Regions from separate parts of the Homo sapiens genome. Here regions 2 and 3 are each linked to region 1. Evidence: chromatin loops called from intact Hi-C (ENCODE). Cell type or tissue: mammary epithelial cell. All regions are shown on one strand.

The links. Hi-C counts contacts between places; a loop is a spot of excess contacts. Peaks named below come from ENCODE experiments on the same cell type or tissue, not always from the same donor. Only the 100,000 strongest peaks of a DNase experiment are listed, where the experiment ranks them.
Region 2: a loop joins it to region 1, with 15 times the contacts of the local background. A loop is called at or near these places in 4 of 110 quality-filtered maps.
Region 3: it touches region 1 in a loop (9-fold over the local background); 10 of 110 quality-filtered maps call a loop at or near these places.

Annotation. Positions count from the first base shown.
Region 1 is chr3:113,283,259-113,291,258 of GRCh38, reverse strand. It overlaps BOC (BOC cell adhesion associated, oncogene regulated), which reads right to left. Exons shown (of 20, transcript NM_001378074.1): 16 at 7,627-7,848; 17 at 6,692-6,924; 18 at 6,401-6,477; 19 at 5,694-5,887; 20 at 3,800-4,584. The coding sequence ends at 4,397. CFAP44 (cilia and flagella associated protein 44) reads left to right here. Exons shown (of 35, transcript NM_001164496.2): 35 at 1-4,329. SPICE1-CFAP44 (SPICE1-CFAP44 readthrough (NMD candidate)) reads left to right here. Exons shown (of 52, transcript NR_183050.1): 52 at 1-4,329. Among named protein-coding and RNA genes, the nearest start is that of BOC, 76 kb to the right of the region's middle. In mammary epithelial cell, a CTCF peak has its summit at 3,002 (motif pointing right); a DNase peak (open chromatin) is centred at 3,808; H3K27ac peaks cover 1,891 bases.
Region 2 is chr3:113,574,656-113,582,655 of GRCh38, reverse strand. It overlaps SIDT1 (SID1 transmembrane family member 1), which reads right to left. Exons shown (of 25, transcript NM_017699.3): 4 at 5,689-5,734; 5 at 1,947-2,048; 6 at 1,212-1,295. Among named protein-coding and RNA genes, the nearest start is that of SIDT1-AS1, 12 kb to the left of the region's middle. In mammary epithelial cell, a CTCF peak has its summit at 4,610 (motif pointing right); a DNase peak (open chromatin) is centred at 4,685.
Region 3 is chr3:113,622,641-113,630,640 of GRCh38, reverse strand. SIDT1 (SID1 transmembrane family member 1) reads right to left here. Exons shown (of 25, transcript NM_017699.3): 22 at 7,109-7,214; 23 at 6,908-7,018; 24 at 4,426-4,539; 25 at 1,066-2,995. The coding sequence ends at 2,933. It overlaps LOC124909410 (a long non-coding RNA gene), which reads left to right and starts at 7,208. Exons shown (of 2, transcript XR_007096007.1): 1 at 7,208-8,000. RefSeq lists a silencer at 3,588-3,687. In mammary epithelial cell, CTCF peaks have their summits at 3,675 (motif pointing right) and 7,224; a DNase peak (open chromatin) is centred at 3,660.

The DNA of each region.
Region 1 (8,000 bases):
ATTTTGTTTTAGGAAAATTTGATTTGGGGGTATCCTGAATTTTTAGCCCTTGGCAAGAAAAACTATCATTCAGCAATTCATGAGAAAACTTTGTTTTCTTGATCCTTAGAAAATAAACTTAGATGTTATTAAGTGTTCTCTGAGAGGATGCAGGAGAAAAGGACATTTTGTCAGCTATATCTTAGAATAGAAATGCAAATTTCAGTTTTGGCATTGTTGACTTCATAAAGCAGTGTTTTGAGGGCTCAGGATTCAGGAAATACAAACAGACATGGCAGAGCAGTTTGCTTTGGGTTGGCAGAAAGCAGGAAAATAACCAGCCTTCTTGGATTGCCCACAGTTTTTGTAGACTCCTCAGTTCTGAGTGGAGCAGAGGGGCATGCTTAATAAAACAGTCAATAAAGAGGCTTTTCTTTAAAGATTTCTGCAACTCCGTCAGAATTCTAAGTTTTCCCCATAGTTTCTCATGTCCCCTGCCATTTTCTTTCAGGTTTTACTTGGGCCATTTGCTGGTTTTGATATAGATGAGGAGATAATGAAATAGATTTACTAGAGATCATCTTTAACAATCACCTTTGATTATGCATAACATTTTAAACTAATTGAAGAGTATCCTTTTGGTTTGGGGGTAAGTGCTCATTGAAGTTCATGGCTATAACCATTGCAGGATAATCTCACTGACATTTGGAATCCTGTTAGTAACAGAGCATAGCTCTTTAGATTAAGAGCTCTGTATTAACGAGCTACTCATTGAGGCTGTTCCAGGATAAGCTGGTCACTGAGAAGGGCGGGTGAAGAAAGGAACATTGCATAAATGTAGAAGGGAACTCAGCAATGCCAAGTCTTCCTCACCTGTGATTAGCCTGCTAATGTGCCCCCCAAAATTACAGACAGGTCTTGCTTTCTTTGTACATCAGCATATTCTTAGAGGTGGCCACTTGGCCTATTGTCTTCCTAAGATTCCTTCATATTCCTATTTAAGAGGTCAGAATACCTTATTGTTTGCACTTGTCACCATTAATTTCTGATGTAGTCACTTCTCTACTGGAGAGCACCCACTTTTTTTTTTAAATCACTTTCTGTGTTGTATATCCTAAGCCATGTGTGCCTTTCAAGTATTTTTAAAAATATGCTAGTCATAGCCCTGAGTGTCTTATTTATTGCGGTAAAAAATTACCCCCAAACTTAGCTTGAAACAACAAACTTGTGATCTCACCCAGGAGTGAGAGGGTTTCTGAGGTCCAGGAATCTGGGGACAGCTTGGCCGGGTGTTCTGGCTCAGGGTCTTTCGTGGAGTTGCAGTCACACTAGGAGCTGGGGCTGCAGCCATCTGAAGCTTGGCTGGAGCTGGAGGGGCTATTAGCAAATTCACTCCCTTGGCCATTAGGCAGGGCTTCAGTTCCTCGCCATGTGGGCCTCTCCATAGGGCCGCTTGGGATATGACTTCTCCCAGAGCAAGTGATCCAAGAGTGAGGGAGACAGCAAGAGAGAATGATGTATACAAGAGCCACAGTCTTTTACAGCCCAAGCTCAGAAGTGACATAGCGTCACTATTGTCATATGGGTCACAGGCTGACCCTGTGTGATGTGGGAGGGGACTGAACAGGGTGTGAATGCCAGGTGGGGGTCACCGGGGCCTTCGTGGGAGCTGGCAGCCACAAGAAGCAGCTGCCTGGAGAGAGTGGCTGGTCTCTGAGAAAGGTCTTGAGGCGATACCATCCCCTTGGTAATTGTAGAGAATCAGGAGAAGTTACGTTATCTTCCTGGGCCTCATTTTATTATCTGACAAATGAAGGATTGGTAGAATGGGTTCCTTCCCATTCTGAGATTCTGATTCTGATTGCAGCAAGAATGGACCTACAGTCTACAGAAGAGCCACATCAGGACTTGCTGTGCATTTCAACTGAGAGGAAAGCTAATCGGGATAATTATTCCCAAACTGAGCTGGACTAAATCACTAGTTAATTCTACAATATTCAGGGCTTCATTCCGCATGTTTGGGAATTGACGACAGTTAACACTGAATTACTTTATTTTGAATTGGACAAAATATGTTGATAGCTTTAGGTTCATTTCAACTTGATTCCAGGCTTAGTCTTAAATCTGTAGTTAAGTTAGAGCATCTGAGTCTTTGGGAAGTTAAGCTTCAAACACAAGTAGACCAGCAGGGTGTGGCATGGGCAGGGTGGCTGGGAAGCTATCCTGCTCCTGGCACACTTCCCTGCCTTCTGCTGTGCTCCCAGAGGAGCAGCCTCACCTCTGAGGGTAAGGCCAAAAATCAGCCTACACTGAGTTACTTGTGGGTCAATTGTTCATATAACTTGGCTCTTCTGAACTGTCATCCATAGTATCACCGATGATCAATCTCAGCATTGGAAGAAAAAGAAACCACAGAGTCCAGCCCCTCTGTCACAACTTCAGAGTAAAGGAGTTGCTCATGCCTGCCAGCCAGCCTGTCCCACCACAGCGGGCTCCCCAGCTTAGGGAGGTCTGTGAGCCATGTGCTAAATTTCTCTTTAGAGCTAAATCCATTGAGTGCTATGATTCCAGTGCTGTGCAGAAAGCAGATGTTTCACCTATCACTTCAGAAAAGTTCACCAGACTTCATTTTGACAGCTACCTTAGATCATCAAGGAGAAAAAGGAAAAAATGTAAAAACCAGTGGGGCTAGAAGGTGAGTTACAGCTCAGATTGGGGGGCCTCTGGATAGCAAAGCAATGACTGAGAGCGTCAGCCCTACCCACCCCAGAAGTGAGCTCTGGGCCGTGATGCCAGGTTGTCTGAAATCACAGTATCTTATTTTTTCTCTTCTCTTCCCTGCTCTGCTTCTCATTTCCTAACATTTACCTGTTCCTTACAGTCCTTCCTTTTAAATAATATTTTTAAAATACTGCTTTCCTGAAAACCATGCTGCACTTCCACATGAAGTTCTCTCTGACGTTGAGCTTGATGGAAAAAGGATGCAGAAGTCAGGAATAGCAGGTGCTATACTTATTTTGGCCAGCAGAGGATGCACTTGCCCTAAACAGTCAGAGTGACTCTTCCCTAGGACCCTGTTTATCAAATTCTTCATGTTTAAAAGCCAGGGTCTGGCCCCCCACTTAACGAGATTGTCTCAAGTGGCATTTCATCTGTAACTCAATTTTACAGAAATCTAGAAAATACAGGCTCCCCCCACCCTCTCCAGCCCCAAAACACAAAGCGTAGTAAGGCTTTCATTGCAAGCATCAGTCTCCATCTAATTCCACTTCCACATATAAAGATTTTAAAATTTCAATTAAAAAAGAATCTATGGTTGATCCTTTGGTTGGACAACAGTAAGTAAATGTTGATTTTAAACTAGTGAGTCAACTACTCTGGCAATGTTGGTGTATCTTTGGAAAGAAGGGAAGTGAATTTATTATGCACCATATGTCCATGTGTGGCACAGCACTTAGCTAAACAGTATTTTGGAGAAAATATTTGGTCTTCAACACACACCTATATAAAAAAGATTAGTTCTATTTCTTCAATATGACCTAAACTTCATCTCAAGTCCAGTTGGTAAGAGAACTATGAACCTGTTTTTCCTGGTCTGTTGTACAACGGTTCCCTTGTGGACTAAACGGTAATGTGTTCTGCATGAATCCAAGCACAACTGACATTCACTGTTTTAAAAAACAAAAAAGAGAAACATTTACTACCTTTTTCAGATCTCATTTCTGATGGACCTGAAAATATTGTAAGTGGGTATTTTCTTCAAATACTCAGAGACTGAATTCTAACATGTAAAGAAAATGCTGACTCACACATGACTCAGTTTGAAGGTTACAGGGAAGACTAAACATTTATTTAGAAGTTACAGTGTTTGTTTTTACAGAGATATGTTGCCACGGATTATTGATTCTGGAAGGTTTTTTAATGCTCATAGTGCTGTACACATCTTGGTCTGTTCTCATGGGCATCTTAGGAAAATGTTTCCCGTAGCACCGGATCCAGCCATCTGTGTGGGTGTCTCCAGGCTGTGATACCGTGCCCCTTGCTGTTCCCTCATGCTCGTGATGAACCATGTGCCTGGGATCCTTCCTCTTGCCAGCTTATCTGTGGGCCTCCTGCAGCCTCGCCTGCCACTGCAGAGGCCCCAGGTTAGGAGTCTGTCCCGCGCCAGCCTGTGCGGTGCTTTCCTGGGTGACTCCTGTTAGGTGGCAGCTTCTTTATTTTCCCTCTCCAACCTCAACGGGTAGGACTCCTTATGTCTCTCCAGAATTATAAAACATATACATTTATTTACAAGTGCATAAATATATAAATATGGCTATAATAGAAAAATAAATACCAATTTTCTCTGTCTCTTTTTTCTTCTTTTTTTTTTTAAAAAAAAAACAATATATAGTCTTTCTGGGATATCAGCTTCTGCCTAAATTGTGAGAGGTGGTGTTTCAAAAGACACACGCACCAGTGGCCCCGGGGAGAGCTGCATTCCAGGTTCCTGTCCTACGTAGGCCCCTACGGGGTGCTGGGGACACCAGTCTCCTCCACTCACTTGGCAGGAGTCAGGACTGTCCACCTCTTCAACTGGCACAAGGCCCAAGCAGCATGGGGGCCCTGAGGGGAGAAAGAGTAGGAACCATTAAAATCCAGATTGACCGAGGAGCCAACACCCAGTGACACTGGGCCAATCTCTATCTGTGGTGGAGGTGGTTACACTGGCTCTGGAAAGGGGACAGAAACCTACAACCGAGACAAGGGCACTTCTGTTCCCTCCAAGGTCTCTCATCAAAACAGGGAGGGCCACTTGCCACCCATTTCCCACTCATGCTGGGACTGTAGAGACTCCCGCACTGAGCCCACACCACAGGAGCAGATGAAGTCAGTGCAGCCCGTGAAACGCAGAAGGAAGCCCTGCTCTTTCTATGTTTAGGCGGCTAGTCCACCCTTTGCTATGGCTTCTGGTTACAATCATCCCACTCACAATCCAGTCCCCCCAGATTGACACGGTCCAGTTTAAATGATGCTGGGTCGAGCTTTAGGACCCAGCATCTTTTAAATTTAATCTCCTAGAGACAGAGTCCAGGATCTGCCTATGAATGGGCACACACACAGAGAAGCTAAGAAACGTTAGTGGATACTTGGTGCCCTCACCAAGTATCCACTGATTTCTAAGGAGACTAGCATGGAGGAAGACAATGGGATGGGCTTAGCGTGAATGGCCCAAAACTCCTTGGAGAAAAAGTTCCGTGGAAGTACAAAGAGTTATGATGATGATGTTTGTAAGAATTTGGCTCCTTAATGATTGAGGCAACCTTATTCCTTAATTAAGAGACAAGCCTCAACAAAGCAAGGCATTTCAGAGTGATTAGAGAATGCCTCTTAGTGTGATGAGCAGCAAATGGAATTTGTGAATGGCCTTGAAATGCACAGACCAAAAAGGGCTTTTTTCTCTGAAATGGAGAAATAGCCTTTTTCTCAGAGGCTGAGGACCGCAGCTTATCATGTTGCAGTAGAACCCACTTGGACATCCCACAGACCTACTGGGCCTTCAGCAGTGAAGGAAAGTGGCCAGCCACCCTCGATGCCCCATCCCTCCCACATAAATGCTGTGGCTGGCTCCTTACCAAGCCCCACCTTTGAAGACTGTTACTACTGGCTTGTGGATGCCTACCTCATGTCACCCCCAGCCTGTTTAATTTCCCTGCCCTGCTCCTGGAACCAACCTGAGTGAAATGGAGGGTCCCACACTGCTTCCAGGACAGGACTGTCGGGGGCTCTCCTCACCCCTGACTGGCCCACAGCAGCAGGCTGCTCCTGGCGTTGGCAGCAGTCGTGATGGGGCTGCAGCAGCTGGTGAGTGGAGTCGTCGGGCAGTGTGTATAAGAAAGAGCCCTCGTCCGGGCTAGACTTGGGACCCCTGCAGTGCACAAGCCCAGATGGGGAGGTGGGGCTGGGCAGGGTGGGCCTGTCGCCCCATCCCCCTGCTGGCTGTCTCCCTGTCTGAGGGCATCAGAGCTGGTGAGAGCTCAGATGGGGCAAGGACTGCTCTCCCCTTTGAACATCAAGAGGTACCACACCATCATTCCCACTGATCATTCTAGTCCATTTCCATTTTACTCCATGTGGGAGAATGTGAAGTCAGGTGTCCAGGGGCCCATGGGCAAAGTCAGTTGTGGTGGGTGCTTCTGATCTGTCTAGTGACGGAGGATTCCGAGATGCCAAGCCATGCCCTCAGGCAGAAAGGGCATCGCAATTGCAAATGCAACAACTGCCTATTAGGGCAATGGTTCAGAGGAGCATGATTGTCAGTCACGGGGACCCCTGAGTACAGCACTACTGCTTGGCTCTCAGTGACAGGCCTTGGATTTGAGGAGCTAAAGGGAAAGTGAGGCTGTGGGGCTTGGGAGTGAAAGGGGAGAGGCCTGGTTACCTCGTGATCTGGTGACTTTGGGGGTCATATCCATTGCCAAGATGGGTCTGCCTCAGCAGGCTGCTGGTGTCACTCTGCTGCTCAAAAGGAAGAGTAATGAGACGGCCACGCCGGGGAGTCCAGGTAACTTTCCAGTCTTCACTCAACAACAGGAGCATCTGCTCCTGACTAAAGAAAGCCTGGCCCAGCAGCCCAGCCTGAGACCCTAGGAGGGAGGAGGCCCCCCAAGGCAGCCCAGCCACTCCCTCCTGGGTGTCCCATACCTGCCGCCCACACCCAAGAATGCGCTACCTGCTGAAGCTCGCCTGGGCAGTGCTGCTGGGGCTTCATGCCCGGGTAGCCCACTGCAGCCGAGGGGCAGCCCCTATTCATGTGGATCCCATTAGCACAGGCCCGTCCACTGATGCCACTGAGGTAGGGCTGTCCACTGGCCTGGTGGCCTGGGAGTCCTCCCAATGGCACCATAGTATACGGGCAGGAGGGTGGAAGGGCACTTCGAGGAAAACCCAGGTCTGTTGTATGTTCTGGAAGGACAGAAAAATAAAGGTGTGCTTAGGCCAAGGTAGCCCGGGATGGGTTGGAAAAGCCCCACAAGGATCTCAGGAGGCTCCTGGCCACAGAGGGTTGAAGGACGTAGGCAGGGAGTTGACAGTGCCCAAGCGATGGAGAACATTTTCTCCTAGAGTCTCCTTTGTGTCGCCCATTTCTACCTGACACCTAGACTCTTCTGCAGGGAGAAGGGTGGGGAGATACAGGGTCCAGGGCTTGGGGGCAGGAGGCGGTGAGTGAAAAGAAGAACAATATTTAGAGGAGGTAAGCTGACCAGATGTTTTGCCATCTGAAGCAGAAATTAGTGACTAAAAGTCAGATTCCAGGATAGAGGGGAAAGCTGAAGGCAGCTCCGCACCCAGGGAAGAGGCAGGATGGACTGTAAGTAGGAATGTGAGGTCAGAGGAGCAGCTTCGGACACTTCAGAAGATGGCACAACATAGGTCCCGAGCTCCAAAGGTGCAGAGAAGACAGCCCAACTTTCCCTCCTTCCTCCTCCCCAAGCCGAGGTCTGTGAGCTGGGGGAGGGGCCCAGTCGTTGGGTGTTCTCTGACCTCCGAGACCTTTGGGGGACTTGGGCTTGAGCTTTCCATGGACACAGACCTAGGCAGAGGCCTCCTTAGTGGAGCCCCCATTTCCCACCCAGGATCCTCCCACTGAAAGCGTCACTCACTCACTTTGCTTAGACCAGGCCCTCCACAAGCAGAAGGGGATGAAGGTGACGATGATGAGAACGATGGAGCCCAGGACGACCCCGACAATCAGATAGGGCAGGTCGCTGGAGCGAGCCACCATGGCCCCAGTGCCCACCGGCCGCTCTATGGTTTCAGGAAGGGGCGGCTGTGGTGGGGCCAGAGTTGGGGGTGGCAGTCGACCAGGCTGGCCAGAAGACTTCCGAGCTGTAATTGTGGACAAAACTCACTTCAGCATATGTTTCTTTGATATTTCCTTCACAACAAATAGAAAAAAAAATACCCCCATTCCATGGGTTTGGGAAATGGGGTCAGACTCACTAGATTGGGCCTCAAAATCTCTTATTTGAATGGTGTCC
Region 2 (8,000 bases), 290 kb before region 1:
AGGCCCCAAAAGAGAAGTAACAATTTATTGCCAAACACATCCAGGGAAGAGAGTTATTGATATGCTTGCCCTTTATGAATTTAGTGTCCCGGATGAAATACAATTTGAAGTTCCCTACTATAGTTATTTTTCTGTCCTCTTTTATTTGGGACCACATAATGCGGGATGCCAAGAAAGAAAGAAATACTGAAAAACAAGAGCAGATATTTGGGATATCAAATCTGAAGCCTTTGAAAATTAAAGCCTGACAGAAAATTTTAGGTCTCATACCTAAATTATAATTAACTTCTCTTCATTCTTGCCTTATTATTCAGTAAACAGTATCACCTTACCCTAGGGAACAGATCACGCTGCAGGTACTTTAAGTAAGTACCTCCCCCAAAGCAGGGACAGAATCTCCTTGAAAATATGCTTACATGACATGTATACATTTTTGTTATAAAATTACAATTGAAATAATAATTACAAATATCATAAGATAAGCTGCTGTACAAATATGGTCCATATTCTTTTGAATCTGTCCATTCTGTTCAGAATTGAAGACCTCATTTGCTTACTGTTACTGGTATAGATTATTAGAATATGTTTAATTGCTTTAAATGGATCTGACAAACTTCACCCTAAATTGGCACCCCCAATAAGTAGACTGAAATCTTCTGGCCCTACCTCTCTGAGCAATCTGTCAGATACACGTCCCATCGCACCATGGGCTCCTAATAATTGTCAAGGGGAAAGAGGCACCTGGTAGAGTAGCATTGTCTACCATCACCTAGGCTTTGATTTCAATGGAGTTTTGCTGTTGTCGCCCAGGCTGGAGTGCAGTGCTGTGCTCTTGGCTCACTTCAACCTCTGCCTCTTGGGTTCAAGAGACTCTCCTGCCTCAGCCTCCTGAGTAGCTGGGATTGCAGGTGTGCACCACCAAGCCCAGCTAATTTTTGTATTTTTAGTGGAGACAGGGTTTTGCCATATTGGCCAGGCTGGTCTCAAACTCCTGACTTTAGGTGATCCGCTCGCCTTGGCCTCCCAAAGTGCTAGGATTACAGGTGTGAGCCACTGCGCCTGGCCAGACATATTAGTTTTTAAACCAATCAGAAAGGAAGGAGATCCTAGGCACATCATGGATGGCCATCCCTTTTGGATGCTGGCCCAGTAAGTACACTATCTATTGAGCATTACCATTGGCAATAATGCCCACAGAAGCAATGCCTCACCTGTAGCGTGATGGCAGCTTTCTTGGTCATGGACTGATAGACACCATTAAATTCCACATTGTGGTCGAGATCATACACCGGGCACTGCAGCATGCATGAGGAATAAAATGGAAAGCATCCATAATGTCATGCAATGTCATGCCACACATAGGTCCTGTCAGCATCTTTCTGCTTGGATCACAGAGCAGGGGATCCTTATTAACCAGAAACTAGGCAATTTCCCCCCTTGAACAGTCATGACATAGTCTTCCTAAGACTTGGGGCCTCGTCCTCTAAAGTCAAAGTCATGTTATATTGAAGAGAACTATAAAAATATTGTCTTAAAGTGTATAACACTTTTTTCAATTTTCGTTAACACCTCAGGAGACAGAAAGAACCGAATGTTACAATAAAAATTTAAAAGCAGAACAAATGGTAGGGTTCAATTTTAGCTTTCTCGCGGAGCCCACAACTTGGTCTTCCTGGTTCCTTGTTACAATCCTTCCCTGCTTCCTCCCTCCTTTCCTTCTTTGCTTTGTTGATTTTGGTGAAGAGTTAACTATTCTTTACCACTCCAAATTAGTGTCTGCAAACACAGTCTGCCCACTCGTGCTCACAGATACTGTTCGTATTGTTTAGTAGTTTTGGAAGGGAGATACACAGTAAGAGGATGGCATGCTTCCACCCTTCTCTTTCATTTGTTCTGGAATAATATAATGCTCTATAGTAGAAGGTTGGCAAGTTATCAGCACTCACCATGATATTCTGGACTGAGACAACAGAACATGGATAAGCCATTTCAGACACCACTTTAATGATAACTGAGTCCACGTCTTTGGGAAACTTGTATAGAAAATACTGAGAATAAGAAAAAGAAAGACATGATTTATATTTACATGAATGGGATTGTTTCCTCTACTATTAGGCACAAAATTTATACGTAAATCTCCGTGAATCTCCATTAATGAATTCAGTCAGCTCTTCATCTCATACATATTGAGAAACTAAATCTGCGCAGGGCTCTGTGCCAGGCATTAAGAATATAGCAGTAAATAAGACAAAACAGCCATTTTATGCAATGTTGCTATTCCTTTTTCTAGGGTAAAAGAAATAGTCATTTATTTCTCAACTAAACTTTGCTATACTTTAGTTTGTTTCCTGTTTAAGAAGCATCCTGCCCCCTTTAAATTAAGGGTAAGTGAGATATAACATGTGATAAGATTCACTTCTTTCTGTGTGGTCAATGTGACATACGAAAATTCCATATTGAAAAGCAGATAAGCCTGTTCCTCAATAATTTTAACCACCTTCCCATAGGCAAGAATTAGCACTAGACTCATCCTCCCCCTTGCCCTTTTGATCAAGAAACTTGTTGCTGGCTGGAATATAGTGAGAACATACAGAGATTCAAAGACCAAGCCCCATGTGGAGTCCCCAGAAATACATTCACAATTGCGGGCAGGCTGAGGTATCTTTTAAAAGTGTTTTTCAAGTAACACCAGAATTAGGAAACATTTTTAATTGAAAGAGGTTGTACTATTTACCCATGTAGATTATGAATCCACTGGAAAAATGTATTAACTCTAAGTTGTAAACTTGTCCTTAATGATGAAGAAAGGGGAATTCTGCCAAATAATTATAAAATACGATAACTGATTGAGAAGTTATATTAAGCCTATGATTAAGATTTTGAGAAAAGCAACCGAAACAGGCTCCCAGTGAAGACTCTAATAAATCTATCATGTACAGAGAGGCAAAACAAGTTAAAACTTAACTTTGTATTTCAACATCTTTTCTCCTAACCCTATTTTGAGTACCAGGACAATAAAAATGGAATCCTTTTTAATAATCCAAAGCTTTCTGATGGGGAAAAATTATCTCAGAATTAAAGAGTGTCATTAATGATACAGTTGGAAGTCTATTCACATCTTATAACAGATGGCAATACCCCCAAGAACCCACTTAATTTTGGAGCTTGACTCAAATACATATAATACAGGGCTCTTCAAAAGATGAGGAGCATGGAATTTCCAAGAGTGTTCTTGTTTCCCAGGAAACCCATACTGTGTAACTCAAGAGCATTACTATGATTACTGTTGGCAATAATGAGCCTCATATATGTTCCCATATATGCTAGTAATTGGTTTTGTGCAAGCAGTAAACACCCACTGAAAGTATTAACAACTTTATCTGCAAATTACCATAAACCCCAAATAAATGTTTTTGACCCCTGCCTGACAATCTACCTTTACCAGAAAGAAGCGAACGACAAATACCCAAAGCAGTGGCTGGAATTTAGGCTGAAAAATCACTATCTGGGTCCTGGCTACCTCCCCAGTTTCTGCAACCTGCTTCTAACTCCTGGAATAGAGGCAAACAGTGATTGACACAGGTTATCTGAGAATGTGCAACCGTTTGGGTGAGTTTATAGAAAAAGAAAATATTTCCTGTAATCAAAGAGGATACAAAATATAGGTGAAAATGAGACTAGTTAAGAGTAAAGTAAACCTTTCGTAGATATCAAGGAACTTGTTTTGTTTTATTAGTTTGTTCTAAGTATATTTTACTCCATTTTGGGGTTTAAATACAAATTATTTAAATTTTTTTTTCAGAGATAGGGTCTCACGCTGTCACCCAGGCTAGGGTGCAATGGCACAATCATGTATCACTGTAGTCTTGACCTCCTGGGCTCAAGTGATCCTTCTGCCTCAGCCTCCTGAGAAGTCAAAACTACAGATGCAAGCTACCATACCCGGCTAATTTTTTATTTTTTAGGTTTTTGTAGAGACAGGGTCTTGCTATGTTGCCCAGGCTGGTCTTGAACTCTTGGCCTCAAGCAATACTTCTGCCTCAGCCTCCCAAAGTGTTGGGATTACAGGTGCAAGCCACCACACCTGATCAGTATATCATATTTATTATAGCTCTGTACAGGACTGTTAGACTATACAGTTCCTGTAGTTAGAGTGAAAGTTATTCCTCTTCTTTTTTTTTTTTTTTTTGAGACAGAGTCTCGCTCTGTCGCCCAGGCTGGAGTGCAGTGGCTCAATCTTGGCTCACTGCAAGCTCCGCCTCCCGGGTTCACGCCATTCTCCTGCCTCAGCCTCCCGAGTAGCTGGGACCACAGGCGCCCGCCACCATGCCCGGGTAATTTTTTGTATTTTTTTAGTAGAGACGACGTTTCACCGTGTTAGCCAGGATGGTCTCGATCTCCTGACCTCGTGATCTGCCCGCCTCAGCCTCCCAAAGTGCTGGGATTATAGGCGTGAGCCATCGCGCCCGGCCTATTCCCCTTCTACTTTAGGTTTCTCTCTTTGCACCTAGTAATTAGTGCTTTTAAAATATTTCTTGAAATTAAATAGTCAATAAATATTGAGGGCAGTATATTAAGGGCCTTTGGCCCTCTCCTGCCACTGGGTGGCAGTATACATGCGTTGCAGAGACTTTCACAGACAGGAAGTTTAAAAGTGGATTGGAGTTGGTTCATTCAGGCTTGGGAGAGCTGATTGTGCATTAGTCACTTCCCAGCTGTTCAGTGACATCACAATGGGAGCTTAAAATCAGCCACAGTGGAGGTATTTACACCACAGAAATGGGCAAATGCTACAAATCAGGGCTTTCTCTCTGAGAACCAGTTCTTAACTATTTACCAGCACCGCAGTAGTATATTTACAACAAGTCCATGTTAATCCCAGTTTTACTACTCCAAAGCAAAACCTAAGTAGCTATTTATGACCAAAGCTATATTATGGACTAAAGAAAATGTACAACAAATAAACTTGTTTCGAACATGCTATTATATAGAGTTTTGTCTTCAGAAGCTTATGAAAGAAAAAAGGAAGGTAGCTAGAAATGACACCAGAAAAACAGCCTGACTTAATCCAAGTTTTCATGTATTTATTCTATTTGTGGTTATGGTTTAATGGAGAGCACAACACAAATATCTAATTCTCCTGATGTTTTTTGTCAAAATTCTGGCTCTTTCTTTATGAGAGGAGAAACTAATTTACTACACTTATAACATTGTAAACATTAAAATGTCTTATTTTCGTTGTATTTCCAGGTCAATTAATTATTTGTGTATCTGTTTGGTGTCAGCCTTTTACTACCTATCCCCACTACCACTTCCCAGCTATCAGGTTCATAATGGCAGAAGTTGTGTCTCTCCGTTCTTAACCTTTGTGCCTCCAGCACCAGGTGCAGTCTAACAATGTTCTTGGTGCATAGTGGGCACACGATTTTCTCAGTGAGGATTGAACCAATGAACACCTGAAAACAAATAGCATGCCACCCATTTTATACCAATTAAGGTGATATGATTAAATATTGTGTCCAAAATTCCAGTAACACAAGGAATAAAGTGGAATACAAATATACTTCAAGTTGTGAAAGGTCAAGGGCAACACCACACGCTAACTCTACCAGGGTAACATGGTTTCACTAACAGGCAGGCAACACCAACAGGTAGGATGTTGATAACTCTTGGAACCCCTTCACTTACCTGAGGTTGAGAGGGGCTGGCAGTAAAGTGAAAGGCAACATTTGTCCTGAGAAACGTAAGTGGCAGAAGGGAAAGGGGAAAAGTGAGAGAAAAGCATAAGTTAGTGAGCAAAAATTATTTATTTAAAAGAAAGCCATCTTAAAGTAGACTCAAGGAGAGCTTCACCCTTGGTGAGGGGAGTTCCGGTTCCGTGAAACTGACAAAGTAGACTGCATGGGGACTTGGTGGTTTCAACTCTCAAGAATGACCAAACTGGGAAAGGGGATTATTATTTTTATATCTTTAAATATCCATGAAGCCATATCTATATAAGGTAGTTTATTTACTTTTGTAGCCACTTTTGCCTTGGGACTCTCTTGTGCTTGATTTTACAATCAAGCACAGGGTTTAGGTAACAGAAGTGGGCTGAAAGAGAGGGGAAACCCAGGTTCAAGGTCCTTTTGGATAATGTAGATACATTTCAAAATAATTTTGATAGACCCATGGCAAAATGGGTCACCTTTTACCAAACACAGTGAATAGATAACCACATGGGATGGTGCCTAGGGACAGAAGCAGGCCCTTACTATCCCCTAATAGCTCCCCGATTGCCTGCCACGTTGGCTGAAATTCCCCAAGATTTAGTTCCGTTTAGGTTAGGCATTGCCTTCCAAGACCCTCCTTTAAAACATAAATACCACCAAAAGAATATAATGAGGTTTTTTTCTCTTCAATTGGTAATTTACTGTGAATTACATTATTAGATACTTTCATTCTTCCATGTAAGACAGCAATGATCTAGGCACTGAAGAAAGGAGAGTGTGAAGAGTTAGGAAGCATAAATTGGTAGTATAGAGGGCTGTCTGCTGTGAGCATCTGTGAAACAGTTCAAGTGTTTGTCACAAAGACAAATGTGGTCTTCTCTATAGTTTTATAAGGACTACTTTGGGCTTTTTCTCTTTCTGGCTGTTGCCTCATCATTAGCCATGAAGATCATGCACACAAGTCCACAGCAGTCTCAGATCCCCAGGCTGCTGAAACGCTGCACCTGGGAGTGCGTGCCCCTGCCCCTCCAATGTGCCCTGCATTTCTGGGCATCTGAACTTGAACTTCTGGGATTTCTCATCAGCTCCACCCCCTGGGGCTCTCTGAAGATTTTTTTCTTTCCACTCTAATTTTTCTTTCATAAAAATTAAATACCTGTTTTAAAAGTAATGATTTCTTTAGAAAGGACATTTCAAGACATTTAAGCAAGAGGTGTATAATTATAGAGGTGTTATTTAGAAGTCATAAAATTTGAGCACTATTTATAAAGGTAATGACCACAATTTAGGCTGTCATCAGGCTGGGCTCAGAATTTAGCTCGCAACAATAGATGTAATTTTTATATATCTACTTGCAACAGAAATCATAATCAATGTTGAGGATTGGTTCTTCTGAAGCAGAACTGAAAACTTCTGTCCTTAAGTCGCCTAAAGAAGCTAAAGTGAGTGTCAAACCCAGTTATGTTTCTGCTCCAGAGAGTCCTTGGCCAGAGTTTGGACCTGTGACACTTTGTGTGGGCTGGGTAGAGCCCTTTCAGCAGTCTGGGAGTGTCTCCCGGTGTTACCAGGGCAACATGAGACCTTCAATTCTTTGTTGCCAGATCAGAGAACAAAGAAGACATGATTTTCTTGGCTGGCGACATGACTTCTCCTTACTCTCTTGTCTGCACCCTGATCTTTCAAGTCCATCGGTTCCTCATGACAGCATGAAATTTGCAGAAGAAACCCATATTTTTTTGCCAGAGATTTTAATTTTCCCCATCATTTGAGTTTCAGTCATAATACTAAATGTATGAAGATTTGATATTCACTTTCTGTTTTTTCTTGTTCTTTATGTTTTATTTGCTAGTACAATGCATGCAAACTTGTAAAACATGTTACTGTGTTTAAGACTACCATTTATGTCCTCTCTTTCTCATGGAGTCGGCAGTATGTGCAAAATAAACATTGTATCTGTTGCAGATGAAATATTCTGCTTCCTTCCACATGAACCCTAACAGAGGTGGGGAGGGTTTATTTTGTTAGGGGTCATTGACAACAGAACAAAGCTAACTGAAGCTCATGGATTGTTAGTTTTAGAGAAAGAAGTATAAAAATTTCAACTGATTTGTTTTAAAAATTAAACACATTTTAACATGTTTATGTTATGTTTATTTGTTAAACATAAGAGGCTAAAAAACAATTTTGTTTCCTTGTGCTGGCTATTTCAAGAAAAGGGAGAAGGGAGAAGAAACCCATGGACTTGAGAGATGGGGGTGCAGATAGGGGAGTCAGGAGAAGAGGCAGAAA
Region 3 (8,000 bases), 340 kb before region 1:
CTGTGAATAGTGTTTATCTTTGTTCCTCCCTTTCCCATGAGTTTTGGATAGAGACTATCACCCATATTGAGGAGGATTTGGGTATTTGATTTACCGACACATGCATGTTGTGACCCCACAGAACCTTCTGGTGGGTGCCTGGAGTTACGAAGAGAGGAGCTGCCATTTTCTTTGCCCCGAGGAGCTGGCTCGGTGACCTCCTTCAGTCATGGAAAGTCCCTTCCCCAGATAGAGTCCAGCATTCCACTGGCTTCTCCTGCTGCTAAAATAAAACCGGGCGAATCCCTCAGTAAACCGTGGAGCATAAAGAGGTGGGGCTGCTTCTCCAGCATTTGTCAGGGGTGTGAAGAGGTCATTTTTTATGTGCACAGCTTTGCTTCTCTGGCTGCTACACCTCTGTCCTGCTCCAGCTGAACTGCTCTTATTACTTCTGTGCTTACTTTGCCAAGAGCCTCTTCACAGTGACTGCTTTTCTCCGGTTACGCTCCTGTTGAACCCGGCTTTCTCAGTCACTCTTCCTTTCCCTTTTAAAGAGTGAAGTCCATGAACCCAGGCAAGAGTTAGCATAGACACTGTCCTACAGAAATGGCTCGTTAAGCTCTTTAAGCTCTCTGTGCTCCCCTCTGCCCCAGCCCTTGTGTAAATCCTACAGATGCAGCTGAATGACTTTATGTCCTCCAACCGTGAGACTGGCGCTGTGGAAAGAATTAGCAACATGTACATTTAGAACTGATATTTGTAAAAACAAGCTTGGTCTGGATTTTCGGTACTGTTGCAGGAACAAAACTGACCACAGTGTGTGCGTTTGTAGCACAAGACAGACGTGATCAGAAAACAGTGAAGGCTTCAGCAGCACAGTCCACCCTTTCCTCCAGGGCCCTTTCCCCATTTCCGCTCACATCTTCCCAAACAAGCTACCAAACAGGTTATGCATCTGAAAATTTATTCGCTTCAGCCACAGGGCGACTTGAATGGACTTTGTTGTTCACATTTCCTCCCTTGGTCTTCTGTGGATTAGAAACCATAGTGCGTTAAGATAAAGAAATTAGGTCAAACTAGCCATAGTGAAACAGGTTCAAATTTTTATTTTTTTTTATTTTTTAAGAGATGGGGTCTCACTCTGTCATCCAGGCTGGAGTGCAGGGGCACAATCATAGTTCACTGCGGCGTCAATCTCCTGGGCTCAAGTGATCCTCCTGCCTCAGCCTCCCAAAGTGTTGGGATTACAGGCGTGAGCCACTGTGCCCTGCCAAAAAGTTTTTTACATGTTGGATTAACACAACCATTTAATTGGTGGCCTTCATATGGTCAATGGAAGCCAACACTGCTTAAAGAATAAGGAATAACAGAAGGCTAAGTACACATTTGGGGACTTTAAAAAAATCACAAAATATTTCATTGAAAGCAACTTTGTGTTTTTAAAATCAGGAAAAGCTTGCTGTTCAAACTTCTAAAATGGGTTTTTGAACACAATGCAAATAGTTTAGAGAAAGAATAATAATTTAAAAAAATGCCTGATCCATTTCTCTAACGAATGATCAGGAAAGCAGAGGCAAGAGGTGACTTTAATTTCACAAGCAAATACATACGCATGTGCACATTTATACGTCTATTTTCTGATTACGTCATACTCCAGGCAACAAGGGGGCCTGGTCAATGTAGAACTTCTCAGACACAGAGCTGCCAGACAGTGTGAGAGTGGAACCCAGATGCTGAGCTTGCCAACACCTTACTGGGGAGAGAATGTCAGGTGCAACCGAGAGACAACATTAGATTAGCTGTGCACTTTGCAAGAAGAGGGGAAGAGGACAATACGTTCATCCTGAGAGCTGCTTCTGAGAACCTCAGGGAAGAAGTCTAGAACCCTGATCTACATAAAGTGACAGATGACGGACTCGCTGTGGAGGACTCCTGAAGTAGTGTCCCTGATTAGAATGCTGATTTCTTCCCCAAAGGTGATGTGGGCACAGAACTGAGCTGTGTGAATGGGAGGCCAAATAAGCTCTGCTGAATTTGCTCTGGCAGCCCAAGTCCTTAAGGTGAGGCCTGTCTGGCTGCTGCTGCTGTTACCAGTCTTTTAGTATGGTTAGTCATTTCTCTTGTTCCTGCTGCTGTTAAAAGAGCTTTTCCTGTTTTTCCTTCTGCCTTGAAGCTGGCCAGACATCTGTGGAGTGACAGGGCCTTTCCAAGAAGGCAGAGTCAGAGTGATGAGGTCCACACAGGTCAGTGAGATGAAGACACGAAGGAATATGTAAGCACCCAGGACTCGGTCCCAGTGACAGTTACTTGTTAAGAGGAATGTGTGACAAACCCCACTCCTGAGCCCTTCTGATGGCATCAGAAACCTGGGGGAAATATACAGAGTTTCTTCTGGGAGGTGACTAGCTGGTGCCATTAAAACATCTATCCCAGTAGGGCAGGGCCTGGGGTCACCTCCCCGCCATATTCTAAAGAATCACATCCTCTTGCTGGAGCAGCAGGTGTTGCAGAGGTGTGAAGGGGGCCAACACAGTTTCTGGGCAGGAAGTCCAAGCTGCTGGCCTTTCTGGGCAGGGTGACAACTGGAGGGAAGTGTGCAGCAGCATTCTGCCATTGCTGGCAAGTCTCCGTGAGGGTGGGAGGGACCCCAAGATGGTGAGTTGACTTGGATGCAGTGCCTATCCCTGTTGCACTCCCAAAGCTGCAGATGGAAGGAGCAAGTGTTTCTCAGCTCCTCAGGTTTGCGTCTGTCCTCAAAACATGGCTCCCCTTCTGCCTCCTTTCTTGCAGGTTTAAATCTCCCGCAGCCCCTCTCCTTCCTGTGTGAATGCAGAGTTGGCTCTACAGAGGGTGAGTGGAGCATCTGGCAGTGGTTACTTTGCTGTGGTCACTGTAATTTTTGTGAAACAGCACCAAGATTGATCGCTCCCTCCCCTCTCTTAATGTTGGAGGTTCAGAAGACAGGGATCTGGTCTCTCCGAACCACATCAAGGTCATCATCCAAAGTTAACAAAACCTGAAGTGAGAGGGACAGAGAAATGAAAGGAATGGACAGTCACTGTCACACTAAGTCCTGTTTTCTCTCTGAGATGCACACAGACTGGAAACTGTTAGTTCCCTCTCATTCTCATGCCTTCTGCAGCTCTCTGCAATCCTTTGCTCTTAATAGGCACTTATTATAATTATACAATTCATTTGTCAATTAAATATTCATGAAGGTTTATGATGTGCTATTCCAGATGCTATGGAGATATAGTTGGTAATGAAAGAGACAAAAATCCCTATTCTCCATGTAGCTTACATTCTAAAGAGGGCTTTAGACGTGAAACAAATACATGAGTAAAATATAGCATGTTAGATAGTAATAAGTGCTAAGGATAGAAGTTAAATAAGGGAGGAAATACAGGAAGTATCAGGTGTGGGGAGGTAAAAAATTTTGATAGGGTGGCCTGGGAAGTCATTACTTAGGGGACATTTAGGTCAAGAGTCAAAGGAATAAAGTCCTGTTGGATAGAGTATTGCTATATAAGAAATGTACCCTCCTCCTCCATTTCTAGTTCATTTGACTACTACTGCCCCACGTGGAATCTTTAGTTCCACTTTTGCTGTCTCTGTCTCTCTCATGAAGGTGACGATCAAAAGTAAAAGACGTAAGGACTGTTTATACAGATTGGCCAAGCTTCCCAAACTGGCCACTAGAGGATAGCCCTGCTCCACTCTTGAAGTCATATGGCCTGCCTGAGCCCGCTTTGCGTGGAGCCCGGGCATCTAGTAGGTCTGGAGCCCGGGAGTCTAGTAGGGTTGTTAATTGTCAATTGAACCTGCCTACAGGCACCATGGACTTTTAATTGGGAAAAATCAAAGTTAGGATTAAAGGATGGAACTATAATCCAGGGTTGATATAAATACTCATGGCTTCTGAGAAAGGGTTGGGGCAAAAAAATAGAGAAACTACAGGAGAGATTTGGGACAGACTGGTCAGAAGGCAACAGACACGTGGCTGCTACCCCAAGCCACTTAAGGAATATGTAAAATATTTGTGAAATATTCAGGGAGACTGGAGGAGGAGGAGGAGGAGGAGGAATGTGAGTATGGCATAAGAAGGAATAACCCAATGTTATCGGAATTGCTAAAAGTGGTTCCTGGGGGAATTCTGGGCATGTGGGTCTAATAACCAATTCAGAACAAACGTGCTGTGCAACTTAGGGAAAGTAATTTTGTCCCTCTGTGTCTAAAGATATTGAAGAGTAAAAGAAAAACTAAAGATCTAACCAAAGGATATAAAATTTATGAAAGAAATAAGATGGTCTGTACATTGAATTACAAGGAGGAAATGGAAAGTAAAATTAGAGAGGAATATAAAAAAAAGTAAGGAAGAGCAGAAGAAAAAGAGAGTACAAGATGTAAAGAGAGAAGAAAGTCACAAAAAGATAGATATGAACTCACCAAGAATGAGAAAAACAGAGCAGTAGCAGAGAGGAAGTGCCAGATGTCATGGTCATCGAAGAAATCCAGCAGAATGCACTCGCGGTTCTTCTCCCGGGATTCGGCCGGAGTTCCCTGGAGGAAGGTGAGGCAGGACATGGGCAAGATTCCCACAGTTCAACTGTTCAAAGAGTTGAACGTCCAGAAAGCCACAAAAACGCTACTAGATGTCTGGTTCGAAAAGTTAGCTTCCAAGAAAACATCCATCCACACAAAAACCTGTACACAAAGACCTCAAAAGCACAGGCAACCAAAGCAAAAATAGAGAAGCGAGATTACATCAAGCTACGAAGCTTCTGCACAGCAAAGGAAATGACGAACAAAGTGAAGAGACAACCCACAGAATGGGAGAAAATATTTGCAAACTATCCATCTGACAAGAAATTAATAACCAGAATATATAAGGAGCTGAAAGAACTGTAAGGGAAAAAAAATCCAATTTAAAAATGGGCAAAAGATCTGAATAGACATTTCTCAAAAGAAGACATACAAATGGCAAACAGGCATATGAAAAGGTGCTCAACATCATTGATCATCAGAGAATGCAAATCAAAACTACAATGAGATATCATCTTACCCCTGTTAAAAAGGCTCGTATCAAAAAGACAGGCAATAACAGATGCTGGCGAGGATGTGGAGGAAAGGGAACTCTCACACACTGTTGGTGGGAATGTAAATTAGTACAGCCACTGTGGAGAACAGTTTGGAAGTTCCTCAAAAAACTAAAAATAGAGCTATGGCCGGGTGTGGTGGCTCACACCTGTAATCCCAGGACCATGGGAGGCAGAGGCAGGTGGATCGCCTAAGGTCAGGAGTTTGAGACCAGCCTGGCCAACATGGTGAAACCCCGTCTCTACTAAAAATACAAAAAAATTAGCTGGGCACGGTGGTGGGCGCCTGTAGTCCCAGCTACTCAGGAGGGTGAGGCAGGAGAATCACTTGAACCTGGGAGGTGGAGGTTGCAGTGAGCCGAGATTGCGCCATTGCACTCCAGCCTGGGAGACAGAGGGAGACCCCGTCCCCCCGCCCCCCCAAAAAAAAGAAAGAAAGAAAAAAATAGAGCTACCATATGATCCAGCAATTCTACTACTTGATATATATCCAAAAGAAAAGAAATCAGTATGTCAAAGAGTTATCTGCACTCCCATGTTTATTACAGCACTGTTCACAATAGGCAAAATATGGAATCGATCTAAGTGCCCATCAACAGAGGTATGGACAAAGACAATATGATACACATATCTACATAGACAATGTACATACACCTACAAACACAATAAAATACTATTCAGCCATAAAAAAGAATAAAATCCTGCCATTTGCAGCAACACGTATGGAACTCGAGGCCATTATGTTAAGTGAAATAAGTGAAGCACAAAATGACAAATATTGCATGTTCTCACTCATATGAGGCAGCTAGAAAAGTGGATCCCGTGAAGACAGAGAATAGTTTGGTGGTTACCAGAGTCCAGGAAGGGTGGGGGGAGAGGGAGATGAGGGGAAAAACCAAAGAATATACATGTATTTATGACCACTGAACTGCACATTTTAAAATGGTAACGATGGTAAATTTTATATGTATATTTTACCTCAAGGAAAAAACTTGTACACAAATATTCACAGCAGCATCACTCATAATGACACAAAAATAGAAACAATCCAACTGTCCATCAACTGATGAGCAGGTAGATAAAATGTGATATATCAGTACAACGGAATATTTTTCAGCAATGAATAGACATGAAGTACTATGTATGTTACAGCATGCTTGAACCTAGGACACATTAAGTGAAAGAAGCCAGACACAAAGGCCGTGTATTGTGTGATTCCATTTACATGAAATGTCCAGAATAAGCAAATATACAGAGACAAAAGGTAGATTTAGTAGTTGCTTAGGGGTAAGGGGTTAGCGAGAAATGAGGAGTGAATGCTGATGCATATGAGGTTTCTTTCCGGAGTGACAGAAATGTTCTAAAATCTATTGTGGTAACTGTTCTGATGGAATGCTAAGACTTCTTCCTGTTCTGTGCCTCAGATATACCACTAATTTCCTAGGCTTCGGCTCTGTTATCTATGGACTGGATGTAATGACACTCAGCTTGGGTATTTGTTGATGGATGGAGATTATGAGAAAGATGAGAAGATGAACTACTCAAGGCTTTTGACCGCGTTAAGCATCCACTGGGACCAGCGTCGTAATACAACATGCAATGAAGACCAAGTTTGCAATGTCTGTAGTACTTACAGATTTATAAAGTGCCACCCTGAGAATGATAACGCATGCAGTTATTGTGCATTTGTGTGCGGCTATTAAAAACCATCCCTGGTAGAGAAAACTTTCATTTTAGACACTGTGAAAACACATTAAGAGAGGGAGGTAGAAAGGCCAAAATGGCAAGTTGGAGAGAGAGGTTGTTTTTGGATAAGAAAACTGGCCTCTTACCTCCCAGCTGCTGAGATTCTGGAAGAAAAAATATAGGGCGGCAGCCCACATCACAGCGGTGGCCACGATGCAGAAGAGCGGGACTGGGAGGACCTTTTCAGAGCTGCGGAGCTGTGGGAGGAGAAGCAGATGCGGCCTCACGCGACCCCGCCTTCGCCTGCCCGAGGGCCCGAGGTAGCCGCTCCCGGCACCCGCTCTTACCTTCATGATGATGTAAAAGGCCAGGTACAGCAAAAGGTTACAGATGAAGATGCCCAGCATGTAGGAAGCAAAGTCCCTGGGGCGGTATATCAATCCAAAGAGGGCGCTGCAGGCGTGGGAGAAATGTGGGCAGCCGTGAAGGTGGATTTGTAACACTATTGGCTTTTCCAATCCCCCAGTCCCTTGAGGGGGAAGGGGCAGGTTCTTTTTTTTTTTTTAACTTTTATTTTTAGTTCATTTTATTTTTTTTTAAACTCTTACCTCTGATGGAACAGTAGATTTTTAAAAAAATACTTTAACATATAAGTATCTTTTTTTTTTTTTTTTTTTTTTTTTTTTTAAGAGTTGGGGTCTCATTCCCTCACTCAGGCTAGAGTGCAATGGCACCATCACGGCTCACTGCAACCTCCACATCCTGGACTCAAGCGATCCTTCCACTTCAACCTCTCTGGTATCCGGGACTACAGATGCATGCCACCACTTCCAGCTAACTTTTAAAATTTTTTTTGTAGAGGCAGGGTCTTGCTATGTTGCCCAGCCTGATGTTGGATTCATGGCCTCAAGCCATCCTTTTGCCTGAGCCTCCCAAAGCCCTGGGATTACAGCCGTGAGCCATGGTGCCTTGCCTATATAAGTAACTTTTAATTTAATACACTTTCTTCCAAGCATTCATTTCTAACAACCATGTAAAGTTCCCATAACTGAATGCAATGTAAACAATCATCTTTCCCCTTTTGTTGAAGTGTCTTCCCACATTCTTCGGTTTTTCACTATTATAAGAAACACTGCAATGAATAAATAAATACTTTCAGACATTGAGCTTATGTTTTTCATTTAAGATTAGTTCCTTAGAATAGAAGCAAAATCATCTCCATGATTGGCTTGACACACA